2 separate regions of the Homo sapiens genome follow, and region 1 is linked to region 2. The links are chromatin loops, found by intact Hi-C in ENCODE. Cell type or tissue: dorsolateral prefrontal cortex. All regions are shown on one strand. Each heading gives the region's core, and the rest is flanking DNA. Links, peaks and the distances in the headings are about the cores only.

Region 1 (8,390 bases), core at 306-8,305, 170 kb before region 2:
CTGTGGAAGAGCTAGGCTTTATAGGATATTTAGAAAATTGAAAAGTTGAAAGAAGGGTTTGGGGAGAGTGGATATAAGAGAGTAAATGAAGGGCATGATGTGGGATGAGACAGGTGAGGCTATTAAAAGTGTCATGGAATTAATCACATGAATTTTTAAAAACTGCAACTTGTTTTTGCATATTCTATAATGTAGTGGCTTCAATTAGTTTGACAAAATATTTAAAATATGTATAGTGTACTATTTTCTAACAATTAAACAACCAAATTTCATTCTCTTCAAAAAGCATAGGGCAATTTCCTATTTTCTAAGAATATCACTGTGAAAATTACATTTAATTAATTCTTGACCTTGGAATACATCATGCACCATTTAATCTATCCTCTAGTTTTATTTGGATTTCATATCCAACTCATATTCACCCCCAAAGTATAGAGAATATGCAAACCTGACCTCTTATTTTTAGTAAACTATCGTTTTTTACTGCTTTGGAAAAAAGTATATGCATGGGCCTGGAAGAAAATGTTATTTTAATAATCTGACATAGAAACTATAAACTTCTCAGTCCATTTTGTACTGGTTTCAATGGAGCATAACTAATTCAATGCTTTCTGGGCATAGTACACTAGAGAGAAATCTTTCAATGAACAGTGCAATGAGATGGCACATATTTGTATTGCAAAATACATCTTGAAACAGTTTTAAGTTCAAAATAGGAACATCCTTAGCAAATTAAATGCTAAATGTTCCCTAGGTGCCATAAAGACATCACAGATAACTCTACCACACTTTAGTGGAAACATTTGCATATCATTTTCTAAGCCATTTAGTAGTCCCCAAACAGAATGTCCTATCTTCCTCACACAGAGCATGGGTCTCCTGCCTAGGTCTTTTGGCCTCTGCCTCCCTGGGTGACAGAACTCCCTCTCTATGCACTGCACTCCCTACTTCTCACATAACTAGTGCTGGGGAATAACTTCCTCTCCATAGAGGTCTAGGGGCCAGAAACAGAATGTGAAGCTGGGTTTACTTTTCAGGAATCAATAAACTGTGCATATTCTATTAAAAAATAAGCACCCTAGAACCTTACCATAACCTTGGGGCCAATGCTAGGTATTTGACTTATTTTAGAGGAAAATGACTTGTTACTCATTTTCTTGGGTTTTTCAGTTTCAAAACTCATAAAACCTTGCCATCTCCAACAACTTTACATCTCTGAAATCCTATTTTGAAACCTCCTGCCTCAACCGTCACGTCCTATTCATCCAGTTCACTGATTCCAGTACTCCACTCCAGAAATTTTCTGACCTCCTTGAGACCCATCACTCCTTTACATGACTAGTGTGTTTCCTCCTTGCCGTCCTTCTCATAACCTCACTTTCTCCTTGGCTTGGAGTCCATGGTTCCGCTGTATAATTATCCCTCATAAACACTGTCACTCTTTTCCATTCTCTTCATTTGGCAAAACCTCAACCATGGTGAGCTGGGCAGAATAATGGCTACCTAAAGATGCCACGAGCTAATCCCTGGATGTGTGAATATGTCAGATTATATGGCGAAGGGGAATTAAAGTTGCAGATGGAATGAAGGTTGGTAATAGCTGGCATTGAGATGGAGAGATTGTCCTGCATTATCCAGGTGGGCCCAGTGTAATCTCATGGGAGGCAGAGGAGGGAGAAGCAGAGGTATGGCAGCCATTGCTGGCATTGAAGATGCAAGGGATCAACAAAGCCAAGAGATGAGCTCCAGAAGCTGGAAAAGGCAAAGAAATGGATTCTTCCTTAGTGCCTCCAGAAGGAATGCAGCCCTGCTGACTTCTTGAATTTAGCCCAGTAATATCCAGTTTGGACTTCTGACCTGTAGCAAGGTAATCAATTTGTGTTCCCTAAGCCACTAAGTCTGAGTATGTTATAAAAGCAATAGAAAACTAATGCCCACGGTTAAATTCAACTATCTACTTACTCTCTGCCAGCATCTACAGAGTTGATTATTGCAAAAAGCATACCACCATGCTAGTTGACCTCACTTTAAATATGGCTACATGTCAAAATTGGCCTCTTGACTTTTCCAGACTATCTTACCACACTTCTCCTTCTCCTCCAAGATAATTATTTTACAACTTTTCTTTCCTCAAATCTCCATCACTGCCTTTCCTCAATTAACTCTTAGCTTATGCTTCTTACTTTACCGAAAAAACAATGATAAATAATTGGAAAATACCACATGTTCCTGCCATTTTCCTAATGTTTCTATTGGTGCACAGGTGTTCTGTCTTCCACATGTTATAGTAGTAGATGAACTGTCCATGAGCCAATTGAAAGCCCATCTCTTCCATTGAGTCCTGGATCCCACCCCTCTTGACATCTCAGGGGCCTCCCTAATGGCAGTAACACTTAGTAGCTCAGGCAAAATATGCTGAAGTCTTAATTCCACTTTCCCCCTCAAATGCCATATCCAAAGGCACTGGTAATTCCTGTTGTCTCTACACCATAGATGCCCTGAGTCCAGTTACTTCTGTCATCTAGAGATGAGACTGCTACAGCTTGGTCCAGTTCTTCTTCATCTCTCACCTGGATGGATGCAATAACCTTTCTATCTTCACTCTCCACTGTTCTATGGCCTTAGTAATTTTTTCTAAAGTGTAGATTAAACTATTTCTTCACCCATAATCTTCAAAATTATCTCCACTGCAACCAGTAAAAAATCTAAACTCTAGCATGCGCTACGAAAATATATGTAACTGGACACCTGTTTACTCCAGCCTTATTACAACTTTTCCCTTCATTTACTCCAGTCACACTGGCCCCCTTTCTCTCCCTCACATTAAACAGGCTTGTTTCCACCCAGGAGAGTTGTATTTGCTATTCCTTCTGCTTGGAATGATCTTCCTCTCCTTCAATGGATGGCTGCCTTCTTTCCATTGATGTTTCAATTCGAGTGTCACCTCTTCTAAGAAGACTTCATTAATGCTAGCCAAGCAAGCCTAAAGTTGATCTATTAAATTACTCATAGCGTATATCAGTATCCAAACTCTCACTGATCCATTAGCTAAAACACCATCCATTTATTATCTGCCTGCCCCCACCAGAATGCCTGGCATATAGTGTTTCAATAATTTTTTTAATGACTACTCTTACGCTAGTCTATAAGTTAACACTCCAGAGTTAACTTGGTTGAAGAAAGATTTGGGCAAGATAACTGTCAAAGTCTTTTTTTTTTATGTGATCATTTACTTGTCCTTGGAAGTAGTATGAAAGTAGGATGCCTGTGTATCATTACATTGTTATCATTAGAAATCAGGCTGGCCAGCTGCAGTACCTACCCATCTTTCTTTGTTTCTACTTTGATTCTGTGACAGGATTAGTGACAGTGATAATTACCTCAAATGAATAGTTTATACCTAACTGAGAGTGCTTATATTTTAATTTTTGTTCTGCCATTACAATGACAAGTTGTGGGCTTTCTCTGCATTTGTTACACATGCATTGCTTTGGTTTCTGAGACTAAAATGGAATAACCTGGGTGGTGGAAACAATTTATAGTTCTTTAAACCACTATAGTGCCAAACATGTAGCAGGTTCTCTATGACTAGTTTGACTCACTGATGTATTTTCTATGGAGTCACAAATATTTCTTGCCTCACTGAGGCCTTCCTTTCCTCCATGCCTAGCAATGCACTCACCTTCTACTTTATCCATTGTGCTGTTACTTTTAAGTGTTAGCAGTAAGTGGAGGAATAATCCCTCCCATTTCTGATTTACAGAATAGGATGTTACTAAAGTTTTCTTGATGGTAATGACATAAGAACTCTCAGAACTTTTCAACAGAGTCTTAGCTACTGAAGATCCAATAGGATCATATAATTATGTGATCTCTTACAGCATGATTTGCAAAAACAGGAATGCTGGGAGGCCTCAGTCATTGGCAATATAGAGTCACACATTTTTCCTACTTACAAAACTGCTCTTTAAAATCTGATTATGTGCAGATATTAGGTCTATTTTGTTATTATTACACATATGTTTTTATGATTGGCACAATATTTATGTTTTGATTTTTCCTTTCTTGACTAAATTAATCATAGTATAATATCTAAATGAAGCAATATATATTACTTAGAGGACAAAAATATTTAAAGAAAATGCTGCAGTTGAAACTGCAAGTTACTTTTTAAAAAAATCGTATTGATCAGTTGCTTTGCTGTAATTTAGACTCAGTCATAGGAAAATGCACTCTTTTTGTGTTAAAAGGTTATGTGAACACAAAGGTTATGTGATTTCATTAATTCACTCAGCAAATCACCTTTGATATTATCTTCATAAGCTTTATAAATGCAAGGACAGTGTTCATATGGTTCAGTATTTTTTCTGCAGCGACCAGAGTCCTGGTCCCGAAATCAAGTGCATAAATGCTATGTACAATGTGGAATCTCAGTAATTCCCAGTTGGCAAATTATGAGGATAATAATAAAACCTATATGAGGATATATTTTATTTTTTATGCCATCCCATATATTTCTGTCTCACATGAAAAAGGCATGAAAGTAACACATGAATTTTAGAGTGGTTGATGGTGGTTGAAGGGTATGTTCATTTTCCTGAAGATAATTTTTTTTAATTCTGATTTTCTAAGAAAACTATAAAAGTCTCTCATAGACACATTTACAAACAAGAAACAATGGCATTTAGTTGAATTTTGGGGAATAAGTTTTTGCAGCAAGTATGTCTAGCATGAAGTTAGCAGTCTCAGAACCTTTTGGCTAAATTACATGAGTCTCTTTCTCTTAAAAAGCTAACCAAGTCTCTGTTAGCTTGGTCTAGTCCTGCTATAAAGAAAAGAATAATGTCACATATCTGTCCTATCATTATAACAATGACATAGTGTTAACCTCTTATGGAAGGGGAAAGAAGCATAGATGCCAGATTGAATCCCACTGGCCCGAAAATCTTGCTCTTTCCCTTATACACAATCCCTCCACAAATGCAAAAAACATGGCTAACTTGCTGTGATCCTTCCCCACATTATTTCAAATGTCCAGAAAGACACTAAATAAAATCAGAAGTTGAACTATTTGAAGGAAGTTCTCTTTCTTTTTATTTTTTGTTTGAAATCCTGTTTAGCATCCAAGCAGGCTTCTATGATTGACGGTGGTAAATGACAGATAGAGTTCAATACAGTTCTGTGGTGAAGGGTAAGTATTTTAGTGTCTCTGTGGCCTGATCCAAAGGCTATTCCTAGCAGTTTGTCATTTAGTACAGAGAAGGTTAGTGAGGTCATGTTGATATATGATCTTTTATGCCCTGAACTTATCACTGCAGTTGAACTGGCCCTATAATTCTCATTAACAATGAGCAGTTATTTTTTGATACTAAAGCATAAAATAAAACAATTTTTTTTGCTCTATTCTCCAAACTACAATATAAAGAAAAGGCACTGCTTGAAGTTTAAAGTATTCCACCAGAGAAATTTAGGGTATCTTTATTTTTACCCACAGGAGTAAAAAGACTTTGGCGTTCTCAGAAGAAAACCAAATGAGATCACACGAATGAGACTGCTGGTAAGAACTGTCTAAATGTTAACATCACCATGATAAATATCTGTTTTTAATGGAGAATGAGATTACCTTTAAAGATATTCTAGCATCTCAGCATATATTCCAAAAGGAATACAATTCTCTAAAGGAAAAAAATGCCAAAGAGATGGGAAGGCAATGTGGGATGGGAGAAAGAAATGCCAGCCTAAGAATTAGGAGACCCCAGTTCTAGTTTGCCTAGGTTATGGGCTAAATGATGTGCAGCAAAGACCATAACCTCTCTTTACCTGGTCTTTTCTTGCTTGGATTTTACTAACAGCCTGAAGTGTTTTTGAGTCAGCTGACAAACTTACTAGGTCTCCAAATCCATTTACCCCACAGACCTTTCTATTTTTATAAGTTTCAGCAGTATCTCCAAGAGCATTAAGAATAAAGTTAAATTTCTTAGCAGGCCATAGATATCTTTCAAGGTTTAACCCTTGCTTACCTTTTACTTTGCCCTTCGCCTTCCACTTCCCACCTCCTTCCCCATCCTCTTGCCATCCAGAACTAATGGAACTTCTGCCCTAACAGCTAGATCTCCATTTTCCCCCACCACTGACCTAACTCTTACTTAATGAGTTTAAGTAATGGCTTACTTCACCTTAATTGCTGCCCTTCCTTTTGGGTTTGGTGCCATCCTTTGTTACATTTTAGCACTTACTGTATTATAATAATCTGTTTACTTATTTGTTCTCCCCCTCCCTTCATCCATTAGACTAACGCTTCTTGGCAAAGGGTAGTAACTGAATAATGAATGCATGAAAATCAACTCTCCTTATTCCTATTATTATAGGGGAAGGGGAGATGGAAGTTGAGTCATTGGCTAATATCATCATCAAGAAATCAAGTCATCATTTTTACCAGGAATTCAAAATTCCTCCCCCTCCCCATTCCGGCTGAATCCTCTGGTGGAAAATAACTAATTAATTAACTGAATTAATTTTAATTCATTAGAATACTAAAATTAATGTTGAAGAAATAGCTCATTCCTTTTACTTTCTAGGCAAAATATCTTGAATTTGACTGCAAATAATAAGTTCCTTTGGGCTAATTTTTCATTCAACCCTGTCTTGGCTCCATGTGATCATGGTTTATATCTGGGCATCACTTATCTCTGCTAGAAAACACAGAGGTAGCCTGGAATAATGGAACAAAATATTTCTCCACGCAAAATCAGAAAATATGGGTTTGAATTTGTCATTTCTTAGTGTGGTGACATTGGGCAACATATGGAATCTTTTGAACCTCAGTCTTCTCTTCTGTAAATTAGGGTAATACCCAGCTTACAAAGTTATGGCAAGTCTCAGGTAAAATGATCCATGATGTGAAAGCACTTCAAAAGAGTTAAATGCTAAACAAGTATGCTATTACTCTAACCCTAAACCCAAACTGTCAGTATTGTTTATAAATTGGCCATCCAATCTAACTTCTTCCTAGAGATACTATACCAGGCAAAAAAGACCAATTTGAATTTTATCTCCTCTGCCAAGTAAAAAGAAACCAGAAAAATGCCTAAAGGAGGAAGATCAGTGCATCAAGCAGGCCAGATATAATCCACAACGTAGATTACTGACTTAGGCTAATTGGGAATTCAGAAATAGACATCTCTGCCCTGTATAACTACCCCTTCCCTCAAATATTCACTCCCTATCCAGACATCTACCTCTAGGAGTGGCACTGTGGGCAACGTAGGGAATTCAGAGTGCAACAAATGTCTCTATAGTGTCTCATATTCTGAAAATGCCTTTGCAATCAATTCTATATATTATGCTTCACAAGGACCTAGAGAGGTATGTTAATATTATCCTTGGATCAGAAAAAGAAGACACCTAGCAATTAAGTGATTTGCCTCACATCATAAAGGGAATTAATGCCGACACCAACATTCAAAGAGGCCTTCTTTGCATAGCAAGGAGAACTCCTTTATTTCTCCAGTTGTAAATTATCCACATTATGACCAGATTTACCAGTCCTCAAGGCAGATGACCTTGAGGTACCATTGAGATTCTGAGGGGGCATGTATGGACATCTATACAATTATTGCCAGCTTAGCCACTTCCACATAAGTCACAGCTAGGTATAATTTTCAGCGGAAAAAAAATGGCATATAGAAAGGAGCCACTGATCTATATATAGTCAGGCAGGTAATACAAAGAAGAGACACAAGGGCAAATCTGTGTTTTGTCTTTAAGAGTCTGATGTTCTTTCTTGGAGACCAGTGATTCTCAAACACTTTATGTATTTCTTAAGGATGGGAGTTAACTGCATTATAAACAATCTATATATAAGAAAGCAATTATATGGGGTTATTACCATTATTTACCATTATCTTGACTACCTATTCTCATTTCTCTACTCAAGAATATATAGTGAACAAATAAAGTAAATTTGAAAGTTTAAAACATGGAAGTAAATATGAGCTCCCACAGGTGGGACAGGCCTCATGACCAAAATGAATTGATAGAAAGGTATATGTCTCAGTCATTAATCTCTTCACAAGATGTTTACAGTTCTTCTTTCTGACAGGTGGTAGGAGAGTATTTCTCCATCCCCTTTAGAAGACAGGAGTAGAATAGGACTATTCTGACCAATAAAACATGAGCAGAAATGGCACATGTTACCTCTAGGTGAGAGCTTTAACAGTTGGTGTGAAATGTGGGTCTCTTTCTCTCTGCCACCATGTCTGGTGTCTGGGAATGCTCCAGATAGTGGCTGTTCTGTTTGTCTGGTCCTGGACTAAGACCAAGAGGAACACAGGAGTACCCAAGCCATGATGGATATGTAGCATGAGAAAGAGAAAAACATATATTATAAA
Region 2 (8,390 bases), core at 225-8,224:
AATGCTTTTTGGTAAGCTTTTACATAGCTTGACAACAATAAAATTCTTTTCTCCCTGGAGATGTAGACTTCGGATTCCTTGTTTTCCAAGCCTATTTTCCAATCACCTGTGGCCACATGGAAAACAGCTCACCACTACACTGATGTTAGGGATAGTGAGGAAGTGGGAAATCAAACTTGGAGAGAGAGGTAAGCTTTTAAACTCTGCTGTCAAGAAGAAAAAGAGGAAGTAGGACATATTGCTGCTACCCTCTTTTTTCCACCTTCCTTAGTCCAGGCATGGTGTGAAATCCCCAAGGGAACACCGCAATATGTTTTAGCTTTTCTCAGTCTGGCAAGGGCCCCAGGAACACACTGCATTGTTTATTTCAGATAAACCCTTTGCTGTATTCAATCCCCAGAAAACACGCATGACAATTAACATCCTTGCAGAAGACATTGGGAGACGGCAGGAAATTTCAAGTAGGAAGTGCACTCGAGGGGAAAAATAAGCACCTTTTACAAAAAAAGCAAGGTGCTGATGAGTCTTGGCATTTGGATGAATCAAAAACAACTGGGATTTTTGAACACTTTAAAGCAGCGAGTTGAGGTAGGCGTTTCAATTTGCTATGGAAAAGAAAGTATATACTGAAATAATCTTTAAATAAAACTCAGAAACTGTATGTGTATGTATGAGTTTATGGGTATGTATAATAAATGTATATAATATTTGGAAACCTGTAAGTATCTTATGTGGAGAGACTAAGCGAAGAAACATTCTTTCTAAAATGAATCACATATTAACATAAAAAATCCCATTTTTCTTGTTTACTTTGAAGGCTACCTCTCAAAAATGTAACATGCAGCCGCTGGCATCTTTGCATCTTTGAACTCACTATTCCTTTTTCAAGCAGTCTGAGTTGAATCCTGCATTCTTGCCATATGCCAAGGGTTAGACCATTAATATGTAAAAGAAGCTGGTATCCAGAGAATTGACTTTATAATTGGAGAACGCCAAAATAAACCTAACACTTCTCAAACAATGCTACCCCACAGCATCCCCGTTCTCTTAGGCTATTAGGCCATGTCCAATTTTCTCGGTCTGTCGGAGGATACAGCTGCCTCCATGTGCCAGCGAAGCTTTAATTACGGTGACTTTTCCTCCCCCTGGAAAGCCTCTTCCTGTGGTTTGAAAGTTTGAATTATTCAAGCCCATGTTAATACACTGTATTGAATGCTCTGTTTGGCCCACTGAGGTGCACTTGGAACTGTTCTTTTTCCACAAATTTGATTTCTCTGTCTCCCTTTTTCCTCCTCCTATCCTTTCTCCCTCCCCTTTCTTCCATTATTAAAGGCAGGAACCAAGGACCACTTTGGTAAGCTTTTACATAGCTAGACAACAATAAATCATGGATTTTAGTGTAGCTAATTTCTTACAGAAAGTATGTGAAGTCACATGCAAAATAATCTCTCAACTAAAGTTTCTCACGTAGAAAAAAGCTTTTTTCCCTAAACAGTTTTTTTACTAGAAGTGACATAATTTATATACTTTGGTAGTCAGAGTTCCAGGACTTCTAAACATTTTTCTTTCAAATCCAAGCTATAAATTTGGTTTGACTCCTAATATAGAATCAATAAGAGAATTCTTGATATTTTTTGTTGAAGCTACAGGGAGAGAAAGACAGTAGAGAGGGCAGGAAAAAATAAAAGAATACCATTTTTTAATTTTAAAATTATTTTTAAATTTTTAGTTGAATGAATGCTGTTTAAATACCAAAGTCTAGATTTCAGTCTTTGATTAGGTTTTTCATCATTTGCTTAAAATACCAACCTTGGTTTTCCTTTATTCTAATTTTTTAGGTTTTGAGCTGTCATTATGATTTATTTATAACCAAAATCACCATCAAGATGATATATATCATTGCACTGACAGTAATCATAACTTCTAAGCTTGGTTTGTCATTAATAACCTGTAAGACCTCTTGGCAGCTTAGTAACAATATAAATGCTATCAAGACTACAAAAATCACATAGGATTATATTCAGCAAAGTTTATTTTCAAAATTATAAAGTAATATAAATTAACATATTTTTGCTATTATTATTTTTTCATGTCATAAAATAAACATCATCTTTAGTTTACATTCCAATTCACTCAGTTAAATAAAAATGTTTTGGAAGTTTTTCTCCAATGTTTGCTTACAAAAATAAGTTACCAAGTTCACAATGCAGACAGTCAAATTATCTTCCATTCCTACACAGTGAATCTGTTCTTTTAGGAAAAAAGAAAACGACAGGGAAGAAAAATATGTTCCTTGAAAATTCCTAATGAGATGTGCAATTCTTCTAGTTAATAAACAGAGCATTTGTGAAATTTATTGCCTGTGCTGAGAAATACTATTAGAAACTGATTCAGGATATCAAAAAAATGATACATTTGCAAAAAGAACCCCAAATCTTTTTCAGAAGCAGGTGGATTATTTAGGCAGGAAATACAGAGAGGAAGAACTTATTAGAAATAACATTGCATATATCTGAGGCAGGAAAAACTGATGAGGGAGTCACCCAATTTTATCAGACAGAGTTTATCTCCATTCCACGTAGGTCTAGTCACTGGATGTTAATTATATGTGTGCCTTGTAATTGATCAGGAATCTAATCTTAAATGTTCAACATTAAGGAAAAAAGGAAATACACCTTCCTTTAAAGATGATAAAATGATTATATACTCATATGCCCTTACTCAGAAAATGCTTGGCCCACCTTATAGGGGAACTTAAAAGCCATTAAAGTATTTTAAAGTTTAATACTAAGTCTATTTTGGCTTCATTTTTCACATTAAAAATCCATTCTTCATTCACAAACCCATTCACAATGTACAAACCCAAAGGCTTTCATATCGAGACATTATTTTACCAAGAATGTATTTTTGTGCTAGTTGGAGAGTTGTTACAGTCATCTATTTTTTTAAACTTTTTTTGTGTGAGTTCCTTTTCATGGTGAGAAACTAGTTATGAAATCTTTTATTCTCAAGTAATTGTGCTGAAGGTTGAGAAGCTTGTCTCAGCCACAAGATCTAGCCTTAGTCACAACTTGGCACAGAAAACCTTATGACCACTCTCTACTATGCATTGCCTCAACCACAACCCAAGGGGAATGGAATCTTCCACCTCCTAAAATTTGGATCTATGACCATGGAACCCAGGGAAAAGAAGAGCTAAATCCTTCTTTAATATTAGTGTTACAAATATTTATATTGTTTTCCATAATAAGCGGCATAAAGTAAAATTACAACATGAGTTTACAGTCATAATAGTTATATTGTAGAGGTAAAAAGTGAATCTCCAAGCTGCTCCTTATAACACACACATGCACACCACACACACTCATATATATGTGAATATATACATATAGATCAGAGTAGAACAGTACTAAATCTGAGAAGAAAATTATTAAACTTAATAAAATTAAATCAGGAGAAAAAAGACTGAGAAAATATCCATCACACTAAAATCTGGATTGATCTTCAGCTCATTTGTCTATATAATATGACCCATTATCTAAGGGGCTAGGATATTCTATTTGTACGCTATTTTCAAGCAAATGCCATTTTTACAAACTAAAATAGATTAGCTAGTAAATATCTGAATGCTGAATCTTACTGCTAGGCATTTATCCAAAAGAATTGAAATCAGGATCTTGAAGAATATTAGCATTGGATGTTCACTGCAGCATTATCACAATAGCCAAAATGTGGAAATTACCTAAACTGTCGTCAACAAATGAATGTATTAAAAATGTGGTATATGCATGTTTTCACTTATAAGTGGGAGCTGAATGATGAGAACACATGGACACACAGAAGGGAGCAACATACACTGGGGCCTATTGGAGGATGGAGGGTGGGAGGAGGGAGAGGATCAGAAAAATAACTAATGGGCAGTAAGCTTGCTACCTGGGTGACAAAATAATCTATACAACACACCCCTATGAAACAAGTTTACCTATATAACAAATCTGCACATGTACCCTTGAACTTAAAAGTTAAATTTAAATAAATGTGGTGTATACGTCCAGTGAAATACTATGCAGCCTTAAAAATGAAGAAAATTTCTGCCATATGTGTCAACATGAATGAACCTTGAAGACATTGTGCTAAGTGAAATTAGCCAATCACAGAAAGATAAATACTGCATGATTCCACTCATATGAGGTATATAAAATGGTCAAATTCCACAGCGAGGGGAACAACACACACTTGGGCCTGTCAGGGTGGGGAGGGCGGTGGGAGGAAGAGCATCAGGATAAATAGCTATGCATGGAGGGCTTAATACCTAGGTGATGGGTTGATAGGTGCAGCAAACCACATGTTTACCTATGTAACAAACTTGCACATCCTGCACATGTATCCTGGAACTTAAAATAAAATAAAATTTAAAAAAATTATAGTACATTTAATTATGAACCTTCATGAAGCCATCGCAAATAGTGGTGAAGTCAATTGCTAATGACTTGGAAAGACATCACTAAATGAACAAAATAGGTTCCAAAATGCCACATGCAGTCTGATCCCATTTATTAAAAAAAATCGAAATATACACGTATGGAAAGATAATGAAAAGATATATGCAAAAACTGTCTAATGCCATAATCTCTAGAGGTTGGATAACAAGTGATACTTACTCCTTTCCCGGTGTCTACTTTTCAATAAAATTTCCATAATTAACATGTAATGCTGTTTTTGATAAGAAAATAAGAAAAGTATTTTTAAGAAAAAAATTAATAAAATGGTCAAATTCATATACTCTGGAATGGTGATTATCAAAAAATTATCCATTTTATCAAAAAATTAATAAATTTAATAAAATGGTCAAATTCATATACTCTGGAATGGTGATTATCAGCGGCTGAGGGGAGGAAAAAATGGGAAATTGCTAATCAATGGGCATAAAGTTTTAGTCCAGCAAGATCAATAAGTTGTAGAGATGTGCTTTCAGCATTATGCTTAGTCAACAATAATGCATTGTACATTTAAAAATTTGTTAAAAGGGTAGATCTCATGTTAAGTGTTCTTGCCAATATAAAATTTAAAAACGATTTAAATGGTTATTAGCCACATATATCATATTATATTGATTAATTTGCTTAACAAATTAAAAAGAGAAAGTAAGTATGTTTATGTTGTACCACAAAGAACCTTGTTTTTCTTTCCAATTAAATGTATAAGAAAATTGTTAAAATCTATCCTTCCCTTTTACAAACTAGCATTGAATTACCAGTGACTTATTAAATTTTTTTCCCTCAAGCATACAATTTTGCTTTTCTCATTTTCTTGTGGTTCATTTTACATTAGAACGAAATAAGTAATTAATTTTAAAAAGAAACCTATGAAGTTACAACAAATGATAAAAGTCTGTCTTAATATTTATCATGAATAATATTTTAAGAAAAAAACAACTCGCATTTTTGTCTGCTAATCTTACTTTTGTGGAGCTGTTCAGATGTTAGTAACTTAGTAACATTCCAATTTTAATGCATTAAGAAGAAAGGTAAAAATGAAATAAAAATTAGAATGGTACAGAGTAGTTTCTCTTTAGATGTTAAAGATAACTGAAGTTGTGCTTGAAGGTGTCTTGTATAAATTAGTGTACTCGCCTTTTTTCTTCTTATTTGAATAACATAACCTTTATTCAAGTGCATTTTAGACAATTTAGAAAATACAGACAATTATAAATAAGAAAATAAAAATCACTTTTAAGGTAATTATCCAAAGATAAGTACTATTAATATTATGCATTCATGGCAGTAATATAATTTTAATAACATTGAGCACTTACTCTGTACCAGTCACTCTCCTAATTATTTATATATATTTAATCATTAGTTTACAAACCCTATCATTGTCTCCATTTCGCAAATGAGGAAATTAGGGCCCAGAAATGTTTAGTAGCTTGCTTAGGGTCAAGGATCACATCTCCAGTAAGTGGAAAAACTGGGATTTAAAACTGGGCTCTTTGAACTACACCAGAGATTGTGCTGGAGACATAACCACAACTGTACCACATGAAGTCTTTTTCTGTGTGTAAAACATAAAAGGGCTATAATTTATAATGTACATACTGTTTTATAACCTGTTGTTTAATCCATGTAACATATTACAAATATCTTCTGACATTGTTAAATAATCTCTTATCACAGAAGGTGAAAAAGAAGCATTTTGACTTGCTAGAAATCTTGTGGTATGGCTGTTTCTGGCACGGGATGATTCAAGAAGCCTGAAACAAAGAACACTCTCTATTTTCTGACATGTATTCAAATCAAACAAACATCACCCTCTTTAGGCAAACAAGTTACCATAGCAGAACCGACCAATGGTCTGATCATTCCAATATCCTATTTCTGAAATTGTCCAATGCTGGCTATTTTAGCAGAAGACATAAAATCCCCCATAAAGTGCCTAATTGTGTGATACACTGTAGTAAGATGAGAATGTCCCCTTTGTCCAGCATCTTATCTTCTACCACCTAGAAACTTAAGAGGGAATCGTCCTTGAAATTTTATCTTACTGAAACTAGCAATGTGTGAAGATGTTATTTTACCACACACATATCCACTCGCATATACGCTAAAAGTGTAAAGAAATGAGTTTTATTCCTGTGTAGCTTAAGAAAGTCAGGAATTACTATAGCTATCTCTATCAATGTATAATACATAGAATATACATGCATAATTAATCCATTAGGACTATGCAAAAATATTTGTTAAGTAATGTAAAGCAGCAGTGTGATCAACAGGTAAACAGCATTTGATAGAGTAATCTTTTCCTCCATTAATAGTGTATCATAAAATACACTCTTTAGGAGAGATAACCAAAGGGCAATTATTGAATGGCAAAATTCACTGGGTAAGTTTCTACACAGTGCAAATCAGAAAATCAATGCAATGGTACATTTTATTTTATGAACTGCGATTATATTATATTTGGATTTTCATGTGGTTCTAAAAATATCACTAGTATATTGGCATGCTAGCCAGGCAGACAGCAACATTTTAAAGAGGGCTCCAAAAAATAAATTATTTGCTATCTTTCCTTTTTCTAATGAAAAAGGACATAAGAACATAAGAGACTTGTACCTTCCACTTACTGTCTCTTGGAATCCTTGCTCTTGGAGCTCTGAGCTGCTGTGCATAGGCAGCAGACAGAGAGTCATGTAGATATAGATGTATGATACCAGATCCATGAGCTTTGTGAGGTACTTGACCAATCTGACTACTAAAGGTTTCATGAAGAAGGCATTTATGCTATCTCTATACTGACTCTTTTCCAAAATTTCTCACCTGCTTGCCTTTGTTGCCATTCCCAGAAATGATTAGATGTTAGATATAGTCTGTGCCTAAGAATCGAATAAAAGTAATTCAGTCCAATAGTTATGAGGACCATTGCCTCATAACCTTGGGACTTTTTCCTGACCTAATCAGCTGCTAAGTACTCATCTCTGCTTCCCACAATAGCACAGATCTGTAGCTCCCGAAGAACACAGCTGTGCTTTATGAACTTTGTATTTGGAAAGCCTCACATGGTTCCTGGGACAGAGAACATTTTCAACACATTCTTATTGGAACAGTGCCTGACACATAGTAGGCCCTTGATGAATGCTGACTGATGGAATATTTGAATGGATGAGTGAATATATTTAACCATTTACTGCATTTTTCTAATGTTATCCTTTACATTTCCATCTAGAATATACATATTTTAAAATCTATTTCATAGAAGATATCATAATACAACATTGTAGTTTTACACCAAAAATACACCCACTAAAGACAATTCAGTCACAGCTAAAAAAATAATACACATTGGATACTGATCAGTACTATTTATAAATTTTTCCTTGGGTAGGAAAAATGATGCTGCAACTGCTTCCAAATCAGCAACGTGTACAGTTGGTTCATCCAAGAAACATGAAAATATTATATGTTCTACAAGAACAAATAACTGGATTTTAAAAAAATTCAAGACATAAAATTTAAAGACATCCCACCAATTATCTTCCTCCTCATTATTTTTAAATGGCCCCAGTCAGTGAGCAAGCATTTATAGAATTAATTCACCAAATATTCTCAACTTCTTCCAGCGTATCTGGGAGGCTGAGGAGAAGTCATTCCAAGAGGTTGGTTTCCTTGTAAATCACAGATGATAAAACCTTCAGTCAATCATAACTTGTGTTTTAGTTTGTTTCAGCTAAAGGACATTAATACTTGTTATCTATCTCCTCAGGAAGACTGTAAAGAAAAGTAATTTCCAGAACCCACTTGCTCACTAATGTGAGCTCTACAAGTACAAAGCTCATACTTCATAATCATTACCTAAGGGACAGATAGAGCTGAACTCAGGAAAGTTAAAGGAAA

The links. Peaks named below come from ENCODE experiments on the same cell type or tissue, not always from the same donor. Only the 100,000 strongest peaks of a DNase experiment are listed, where the experiment ranks them.
Region 1: a loop joins it to region 2, with 2.3 times the contacts of the local background. A loop is called at or near these places in 2 of 110 quality-filtered maps.

Annotation. Positions count from the first base shown.
Region 1 is chr6:114,110,624-114,119,013 of GRCh38, forward strand. All of the region lies in intron 3 of HS3ST5 (heparan sulfate-glucosamine 3-sulfotransferase 5), which reads right to left. HDAC2-AS2 (HDAC2 and HS3ST5 antisense RNA 2) reads left to right here. Exons shown (of 10, transcript NR_125845.1): 6 at 5,495-5,557. Among named protein-coding and RNA genes, the nearest start is that of HDAC2, 140 kb to the left of the region's middle. In dorsolateral prefrontal cortex, for the core only: no CTCF peak of the experiment used is centred there; no DNase peak of the experiment used is centred there.
Region 2 is chr6:114,281,421-114,289,810 of GRCh38, forward strand. The region is part of intron 1 of HS3ST5 (heparan sulfate-glucosamine 3-sulfotransferase 5); the gene reads right to left. All of the region lies in intron 9 of HDAC2-AS2 (HDAC2 and HS3ST5 antisense RNA 2), which reads left to right. Among named protein-coding and RNA genes, the nearest start is that of HS3ST5, 57 kb to the right of the region's middle. RefSeq lists an enhancer at 720-1,221. In dorsolateral prefrontal cortex, for the core only: no CTCF peak of the experiment used is centred there; no DNase peak of the experiment used is centred there; H3K4me3 peaks cover 1,946 bases; H3K27ac peaks cover 5,517 bases.